3 separate regions of the Homo sapiens genome follow, and regions 1 and 2 are each linked to region 3. Evidence: chromatin contacts called from ENCODE Hi-C or POLR2A ChIA-PET data. All regions are on one chromosome and are shown on one strand. Each heading gives the region's core, a stretch centred on a gene start or an enhancer-like site at or near the end of the contact. The rest is flanking DNA. Distances are from core to core; before and after follow the strand shown. Region 1 holds the start of RARA-AS1 (RARA antisense RNA 1). Region 2 holds the start of PSMB3 (proteasome 20S subunit beta 3). Region 3 holds the start of MIEN1 (migration and invasion enhancer 1).

The links. A loop is a pair of places that touch in the nucleus more often than their neighbours do. ChIA-PET counts read pairs that join two places held with the same protein, here RNA polymerase II (POLR2A). Pooled maps may share reads with other maps.
Region 1: a loop to region 3 is called in a pooled map, with 3 times the contacts of the local background. The contact joins the promoter of RARA-AS1 here to the promoter of MIEN1 in region 3. A Hi-C loop is called at or near these places in 1 of 50 pooled maps. POLR2A ChIA-PET finds 5 or more read pairs at or near these places in 2 of 52 experiments (WTC11 and naive thymus-derived CD8-positive, alpha-beta T cell).
Region 2: a loop to region 3 is called in a pooled map, with 9 times the contacts of the local background. The contact joins the promoter of PSMB3 here to the promoter of MIEN1 in region 3. A Hi-C loop is called at or near these places in 4 of 50 pooled maps. POLR2A ChIA-PET finds 5 or more read pairs at or near these places in 2 of 52 experiments (HCT116 and HepG2).

The regions. Positions count from the first base shown.
Region 1 is chr17:40,341,719-40,344,600 of GRCh38, reverse strand. RARA-AS1 (RARA antisense RNA 1) reads left to right here and starts at 1,465. Exons shown (of 3, transcript NR_110861.1): 1 at 1,465-1,725; 2 at 1,911-2,605. All of the region lies in intron 2 of RARA (retinoic acid receptor alpha), which reads right to left. RefSeq lists enhancers at 1-372, 1,473-2,022, 2,487-2,536, 2,023-2,573, 2,609-2,882 and a silencer at 2,877-2,882.
Region 2 is chr17:38,751,311-38,754,010 of GRCh38, reverse strand. It overlaps PSMB3 (proteasome 20S subunit beta 3), which reads right to left and starts at 1,270. Exons shown (of 6, transcript NM_002795.4): 1 at 1,182-1,270; 2 at 677-861. The coding sequence starts at 1,184. It overlaps TRN-GTT2-5 (tRNA-Asn (anticodon GTT) 2-5), which reads left to right and starts at 2,157; the gene lies at 2,157-2,230. LOC100287808 (a long non-coding RNA gene) reads right to left here. Exons shown (of 1, transcript NR_149004.1): 1 at 2,259-2,700.
Region 3 is chr17:39,728,998-39,731,847 of GRCh38, reverse strand. MIEN1 (migration and invasion enhancer 1) reads left to right here and starts at 1,316. Exons shown (of 4, transcript NM_032339.5): 1 at 1,316-1,441; 2 at 1,557-1,654; 3 at 2,087-2,163; 4 at 2,243-2,850. The coding sequence starts at 1,353. The coding sequence ends at 2,326. RefSeq lists a silencer at 1,075-1,634.

The DNA of each region.
Region 1 (2,882 bases), core at 216-2,715, 610 kb before region 3:
CTGCCTGTCCTACTCTCTGTGATCCTCCTCCCTCTCCAGTTCTGGGCCAGGAAGAGCTGAGCTGTCCCCATGGGCTAAGAAGAGACAGGGGCTGGAGACCAAGGTCTCAGATCCCAGCTTCTCTCCAGCCCTCTGGAGAAGGTGGCCAAGGCAGTGGAAGGGGTGACTCTGGCAGCCCTGCTCCAACTATCCCCCTAGGGGAGGGGGGTCTTGCTCCAGCACTGGGAGAATGAGAAAAAGGGTCCTAGAGTCATCCTCTCACTCTCTCTTCTTCCAAAGTCAAGGGTGATACCTTCCCTCTTGTGTCTACAGCCACACAGCAGATTCGGCCCTAGAGGAAATGGTCGGGGGCAGGACAATAGGAAAAGCTGGGATAGAAGTGGCTCTGGGAGGGCAGAGGTGGGCTGTCTGTCCATCTCAGGTCTCTCTTCTCCCAGCAAGAGGGGTGGGGTAAGTCCTTTGCCCTTCAACCTTCTCCAATCTGCCAGGGCCCCCCCGAGACCCACTCCACCCCTCCTCCCTGGCAGGCAGGAGGGAGGCAGCAGGTCCAGGAAGGTGGGAGATCCTCCACGGAAGAGCTTCCCCTCCAGCAAAGAGCCCAAAGCCCAGGAGGGGAAGAAACCTGAGCCATCTAACAATAACCCCCTTGCGCCTGCTCCCGCCCACCCAGTGTACACTGCCTCACAGCTGCGCAGGAAAATGCCCAGGTGTACACCCTGGTGCTCCGAGCTCCTGAGTGTGCACAGAGCCCTTCCTCCCAGAGGAGCCTGCACCCAGGCAGGGGGCAACAAGGAGAGAAAGTGACCAGGCTGCCAGGATGCTAGGATTCTCATCAGTGCCCCTCTTAGGAAGGCACAGCCCAGGACCTGGCCCTATCCCCAAGTGAAGTCAGGGTAACAAAAGGACTCGGTGGCGGAGCTGGGAAGGGATGCAGTCCTCATTTCCAGAGCAGCCCCAGACCCACAAAAACAAACTCATTCCCCAGAGAACAAACCGGATTAGGATTAGGGGGAGAGGGATTCTTCTCACCAGAGCAGCTTCTCCCCTCCACTCCTGGGGATGAAAGCCTCAAAGATGACAGCCAAGTGTCTGGGGCCAGGACAACAACCCCATAAGGACCCAGTGCCCCTTGCCAAGATGGAAGGTTAGGATGGCAGACGGGTGTCTGATGAAGTTGCCCCTTTCTGCCACACCCCACTGTCAATACCAAAGACACTGAGTGCTCCCCTGACACCCACTCTAATGACGCAAGAGCAAGGGCTGGGGGCAGCAGCTGTCGCACAGGAAGGGGCTCTCCCTCGGGCTTTGGCAAGTGGGATCTGGCGGGGGGGCCTTCCCCCGGGAGCAGACAAACCCACACAGACAGGACCTTTACCCCACCCTCCAGCCTGCTGTGAAGCTGTTGGATTCCAGGCAAGAAGATATAAACTGGGGGCAAGGGGCTTGGGCTTCATTTCTCCTGGAAGAAGTGAAACAAGAGATGAAGGAATGTTGCTTGAAAGAAGGAACTCTCAAAGTTCCTCAGCCCTAATCTAACACAAATTGCACTTAGGGTTACTGGGGGGAGGGTGCGGCCGGGAGGGTTCAATTGTCCAGCAAGGGCAACACGGGTTAAGTGAAAGGTAGAGACAGGACCTCCACTACACCCCGGGACTCTCACCCCCGAGTAGTAGTGGAAGCCCTACCGCCCACTCCCACCCCCTACAACAGCAGACTGAGAGGCCGGTACGTACAGTGGTTTGAGCCATTCCAAAGCGGAGTCCGGAGCGGGGTGGAGTACGGACCCGGGGCGGGGAGCCCCTTCTCTGGGAGCAAACAGGCCCGGTTCTGGTTATAAAAATCCACCACTAGGAAGGGATTAGGGGTGGGACCCCCCACTTCTACACTCTCGTACATCTTTCCCCTCGAAGGCAAGAGGTCCGAGCTGGGAAGTCCTGCGCGCCGCCCCCGTCACTCAGCCGGCGGCGCCATCCGAGCAGAGCAGCTGGGGGAGAGGAGACGTCCCCTCGCCCCGACTGGTGACCCGGGCAGGGGGCGCCCCCTGCCCTGAAGTCCCCGCGTCTAAGTCCGCCGGCCGCTCCGCCAGTCCCGGTGAAAAGCAGGGAAGTTGTGTGTGCTGGGAGGGGGGGTCCGTCGGCTCTCCCAGGGAAGCCTGGCGGGGCCCGGGAACTCAGCGGCTTCACCTCGAGGGGACTCCCGTCTAGAGTCTCGTGGCGTCCGAGGCAGAGTACAGCGGCTCCCCAAGTCCGCAGGCCGGGGGCGGGATCAGCGCGGGGCTGGGGGTCAACGAGCACTTCCTCCTCCCAGCCGGGGATCCGGGGCTTCTCCAGGGATTCTCCGTGGCGAGGATTCCGGGTGGGGGTGGGGATCCCGCGCGGTTCCGCCCCCGCCAGGCCAGGGGCAGCTGGCGACTCGCTCGGTCTCTGGTGGTACGCGCCACGGCCCCCCCACCCCAGCTCTGCGCGCCCCCTCCCCTCCGGGCACCACCCCCTTTCCACCGCCCCGCCCCGTCCAGGCACCGCCCCTGGCTTAACCCATTCCCGGCGCGTCCGGCTGCAGCGGGAGAAACGCAGGGAACCGAGAGGGAGAGGCGGCATGTGGACAGGCAAGTGGGGGCAGCCTGGGAAGGGGGAGGAGAGGAGAGAAGCAGGAAGGGGGAAAGGCTCCAGATGAGGAGTACACAGAGTACAGAGGGACGCCGAGTACAGGGAGAGGAGGGGGCTGCGAGGGGACAAGGACGGAAGAGGGGCGGGCGTCCTCCCTTGTACCAGTTCCGGCTCCCAGGCTCCCCCAAGGTTTGGTCAGTCCCTGGCCGAGCGAAGCCGTGGTGGAGGAGGTGGTGGGGCGGGGAAGAGGGGGGTGGTCCCGGTGTCCTCCCCTTA
Region 2 (2,700 bases), core at 21-2,520, 980 kb after region 3:
TTCTCTGGCTTCTCTTCGCCCCTCACTGCTAAATGTAACGTTCAGCTCTCAAACTGCCGCTCATTATTTCCCTCCCTACAGACTTTGTCTCTCCAGAATCTGCTCCCATAGATTTGGCACATTGCCAATGCTTCCCCAACCCTGAGATGTAATAACAAAACCCCAACTGCTTGCAAGATGTTTCTATTGGGCTTGTCTTGTCTGCTCAAAATTGTTGTCAAAATCAAAGTCAGGCCAGGTGTGGTGGCTCATGCCTGTAATCCCAGCACTTTGGGAGGCTGAGGCAGGTGGATCACTTGAGGTCAGGAGTTCGAAACTAGCCTGGCCAACATGGTGAAACCCTGTCTCTACTAAAAATACAAAAATTAGCCAGGCATGGTGGTGCGCGCCTGTAGTCCCAGCTACTTAGGAGGCTGAGGCACGAGAATCGCTTGAGCCTGGGAGGTGGAGGTTGCAGTGAGCTGAGATCATGCCACTGAGCTCCAGCCTGGGTGACAGAGCAAGTCCCTGTCTAAAAAAAAAAAAAAGAAAGGGAAGGACATGTTTTTTGGAGGCGGCAAAGTCTCAAACTCACTGGTGGTGTGTGGTAGATGACTGACACCTTGGCCGGTCAAGACGCCGGGGTTGGATGGTCCAAGAAGAGGCCTGGGTGTGGGCGGGGACCCTTGAAACTTACACTGTCTGGACGTCAGTGGCGAGCCCGGCCAGACCGATGTACAGCCGGTCACCCATGGGAAAGATCTTCTGGAAGTCCGTGGTCACCATCTGGGCCTGGATCCCGAAGCGCCTGTCTGCAGCGATGGCCACACAGTTCTTCCCCTTCATGGCCATGACGGCCCCTCCGTTATAGGACATAATAGACTAGGACAGACAGAGCGGAGGGGTCAGCGCGGGGGGTCAAACGCTGCCACAGCCCCCGGCCCAGCTCCTGATGCGGAGGCTCCTGTACGCCCGTTCTCCATTCCGGAGGCGTCTGAACCCCTGGTTCTCCAGCTGGGATGAGCACTGTGTGGCGGCAATGAGCCGCACTCACCCTCTTGGTCCTCACCGGGGCCCGCTCCCCTCGAACTGAAACCGCTTCCTTCCATCGACCCTAGGCCCTTTTCGTCCCCAAGCCTCTCCTGACCCCCTCCGCTTCTCAATCCTTCCCCATGCCCCTTTGCTTTAACTCCCCATCTCACCATGATTGCGGTGTACTAGGATCCCTCGATCGCCAGAGCAATTCCAGTAAACCGGGTCTAGCCTTCACTGCGCAACCGCTCTCACTGCTGTCTCTTCATTGGCTGATAGGCGGACTCTTCCTGGACATCTGGGCTTTCTATTGGTCACACGTCCCTGTCGGTCACCAGTACAGGTAGTTTGGTTGCAAAGTCAAAACGGAGGCGGGAAAAGCGGAAGTGAAAAGTCACTGTGGCTGCGGAAGAGACTTGCGACACGGTGCATAGTGGGATCTCGGCGGACCTGGACTCGGGACCTCAGGGACTGGGGGCGGAGCCTGCGCGCACGTGGGCTGGTGAAACTGGGTTTAGGAAGCTGCGGCCCCAGCTGAAGGGGCACCGTGACGCTTATCAACGTGATGTATGAGTTCGTCGTATTAGTCGTGCTAGCTTATTTATTCACTCCAGAAATCCTGCGTTTACTGTGTACCAGGCACTTGCCTAGGCTCGGAATATTCACTGGCCCACAACAGTGCCTAGTATATAGGAGGCGCCCATTAAATGGAAATTTAATGATGCAGGTGGGAAGGGGAAGGCGTCGCGTGTAGGCGTCGCGGGTATTTTGCGGCTGCAGGGGTTCAGCTGTGAAAGGGAGTTTGGAAGCCGAAGCTTGTTCTGATTTGGGGGACTTCCTGCGGCCCGACTTCACGTATCCTCAATCTCAGGTCACCCTAAAAAGGGACGTTCCGCGCCTCTCCACGTTTGAGGTAGAACCTGAGGATAGCCAGAGTCGACCTCTCGCCGTTCCAATGGAGGAAGGGCGTGCACGTCCCGCGTCCTCTCCTCCCAAGCTCTTTCGCCTCCCTCCCCCATCAGGATCCTTCCCTTTCTCCCCCGGGTTCCACTTATTTCGCCCGATGGCGGCATCTCTTACGGCGTCTGCGCCGTCCAGGCTCGCTCCCATTGACTCGGCTCACTACTACGCCGGTAGTCGACTCGGTCTCTGTGGCGCAATCGGTTAGCGCGTTCGGCTGTTAACCGAAAGGTTGGTGGTTCGAGCCCACCCAGGGACGCTATGACCTTTTTTTTTTTTTTTTTTGTCTTTTGGGTTTTTTTTTTCTCCCCGGAAGATAAAAACCTAAGCCTTTTACTCAAAAGCCAAATTTTGCATTGAAATGGCAGCAGCAATACTTTTTCTAGGAGAATCACTGTTCTTGAAAATTCTTTGCTGCTCAGTCAATAATGGGATAATTTCTCCAGCACTTCCCTCCACACCCCCCCAACCCGCCTCCAAGCTAGATCGCAGGAAACCTAAAGACACAGGTTTTTGTCTCACTGTGCATGCAACACGTTTCAGGATGCATTTTTTCATAGGATTAAGAATGAATTTACAGTGGAGGTTCGACAGTTTTCTATTGTCTGCCTCAATCGATATTACAGTCTCCAAATACTACATTTGGAAGGGAAGAGAATGAGAGAGACACAGAGAGAGAAACAAGTATGAAGAGAAACAAAGGTGAGAAAGGGAGAACATTGTTGTGAT
Region 3 (2,850 bases), core at 67-2,566:
TGGCTGGCACCTATGATCTCAGCTACTAGGGAGACTGAGGCAGGAGAATCGCCTGAACCCAGGAGGTGGAGGTTGCAGTGAGCCAAGATCGCGCCACTGCACTCAAGCTTGGGTGACAGAGTGAGACTCCATCTCAAAATAAATAAATAAATAAATAAATAGCCTAAAGGGACACTAGAGTGGGTGGCGTGTTAGGATACCATAGTGGTACTGTAGGCAGGGAAAAGGCAGCGAGGACTTGTGCAGACTCCATTTCCAGAGCTGCAAAATGGGAATAATGACGCCAGCCCCCCAGTGAGAGGCTGGATGAGAAGGGATGCGCAGAAACTGTTGGGGGCACAGAGCCTGAAGAGCATCTACTGTTTTCCAGTGCAGGCAAGAAGCAGCTGCAAAAGACTGGAAAAAGCAGTTTAGAGCTTTGGGATCAGAAACACTTGTGTATGTAACTACAGGGTGGTTCCAAATGCCATCAGCACCGGGCGTGGTGGCTCACGCCTGTAATCCCAGCACTTTGGGAGGCCAAGGCAGGCAGATCATTTGAGGTCAGGAGTTCGAGACCAGTCTGGCGAACATGGTGAAACCCTGTCTCTACTAAAACAAACAAACAAACAAACAAAAAACTGGGCCAGGCGCGGTGGCTCATGTCTGTAATTCCAGCACTTTAGGAGGCCGAGGCTGGTGGATCACCTGAGGTCAAGAGTTCGAGACCAGCCTGACCAACATGATGAAACCCTGTCTCTACTAAGAATACAAAATTAACCGGGTGCGGTGGCACGCGCCTGTAGTCCCAGCTACTCGGGAAGCTGAGGCAGAAGAATCGCTTGAACCCGGGAGGCAGAGGTTGCAGTGAACCGAGATCGCGCCATTGCACTCCAGCCTGGGCAACAAGAGCGAAACTCCGTCTCAAAAAAAAAAAAAAAAAAAATGCCATCGGCATGTTAGCGAGAAAATGTCAACTATTTCATGCATCAGCCACACCCACCCCCATCCCCAGGATGCTTGCCCCACCACTTTCTCTTTCTTTTGTAAACTGAAAAGCGCTTTGCAGTCTAAGATAGTCCATTAGAGTAAATGAAGCCATGAAGTCCAGCGGACACCGGGAGTGGGGAGTGGGGAAGCCCGGCACTCCGGGAGACCGGGCCAGGGAAGGAGGGTCTGGACCGGACCCAGCCCCTGCCCGGGGAGCGAGCTCCGGAGCTGCCCTACGAGGTCAAAACGTAGCAGTGGCGGAGACCCGCAGGGGGCGCCCGAACGCCACCCTCGGCCCCTCCCCGCTCCAGAGGCCCCGCCCCGTCACGTGCCCGCGGTTCGCGTCACACCCGGAAGCAGGGGCCCGAGCGGAGCCGGCCGCGATGAGCGGGGAGCCGGGGCAGACGTCCGTAGCGCCCCCTCCCGAGGAGGTCGAGCCGGGCAGTGGGGTCCGCATCGTGGTGGAGTACTGGTGAGCGGCCCCGGCTGGAGGACCCGCACCCTGGTCCCGCGGGCCGGACGGAGGTGGGTCCACGGGAGGCCCCACCCCCGAATCCCCAGCCCAGCCCCATCTCTTGACTCCCCAGTGAACCCTGCGGCTTCGAGGCGACCTACCTGGAGCTGGCCAGTGCTGTGAAGGAGCAGTATCCGGGCATCGAGATCGAGTCGCGCCTCGGGGGCACAGGTGAGGCTCGCAGAACACCTGCTGGGTCAGTCTGTGCTCTGAATCCCAGCTCTCCCGCTTTCTAGTTCTGACATTGGCTGCTTTATGTAAAGTGCCCGCAGTGCCTGGCACATGGTAAAATGTCCGGCCAACATGAGTTCCCTTCCATAGGTCAGGGGGTGTCACAGAGGCCTGTGGGGAAAAACCTATTAGACTGCAATCGTGTAGGGTTGGAGGGGAGGGAGTCCTTTATTGAGTGTTGCGAGGGGCACACAGGCGAGGCCTCCCTCAGGTTCCCTGGAGTTGACCCAGGGTTGGGGAATTGCTTAAGGAGCTACAAATGGGTCTCCAGTGGGATTGATGGGGGACTTGAAGGCGGGGGACCCCTTTGGAGGAACTCCTGACTTCTGCCTATGTTCTCAGTGTACCATTTATCTGTTGATTTCTTACCAGGTGCCTTTGAGATAGAGATAAATGGACAGCTGGTGTTCTCCAAGCTGGAGAATGGGGGCTTTCCCTATGAGAAAGATGTGAGTATTTACAGCGTTGGGAGGACCTCTTGGTCACCCTACCCCAACAGTGCATCATCCTGTCATTCCACTCCTCTAGCTCATTGAGGCCATCCGAAGAGCCAGTAATGGAGAAACCCTAGAAAAGATCACCAACAGCCGTCCTCCCTGCGTCATCCTGTGACTGCACAGGACTCTGGGTTCCTGCTCTGTTCTGGGGTCCAAACCTTGGTCTCCCTTTGGTCCTGCTGGGAGCTCCCCCTGCCTCTTTCCCCTACTTAGCTCCTTAGCAAAGAGACCCTGGCCTCCACTTTGCCCTTTGGGTACAAAGAAGGAATAGAAGATTCCGTGGCCTTGGGGGCAGGAGAGAGACACTCTCCATGAACACTTCTCCAGCCACCTCATACCCCCTTCCCAGGGTAAGTGCCCACGAAAGCCCAGTCCACTCTTCGCCTCGGTAATACCTGTCTGATGCCACAGATTTTATTTATTCTCCCCTAACCCAGGGCAATGTCAGCTATTGGCAGTAAAGTGGCGCTACAAACACTAATGCTAACTAGTGTGTGTTTTTATACGTCCAGTCTGGGAATGTGGGGGGCACAGAAGTCCGGTCAGCCCAGCCTTTGCACCGCCAGGGTGGCTGTGCTGGCTGGGTGGGCTTTCTGGACAGCTACTCCTTAGGTCAGTGAGCTCCTCTGGCATAGCCAA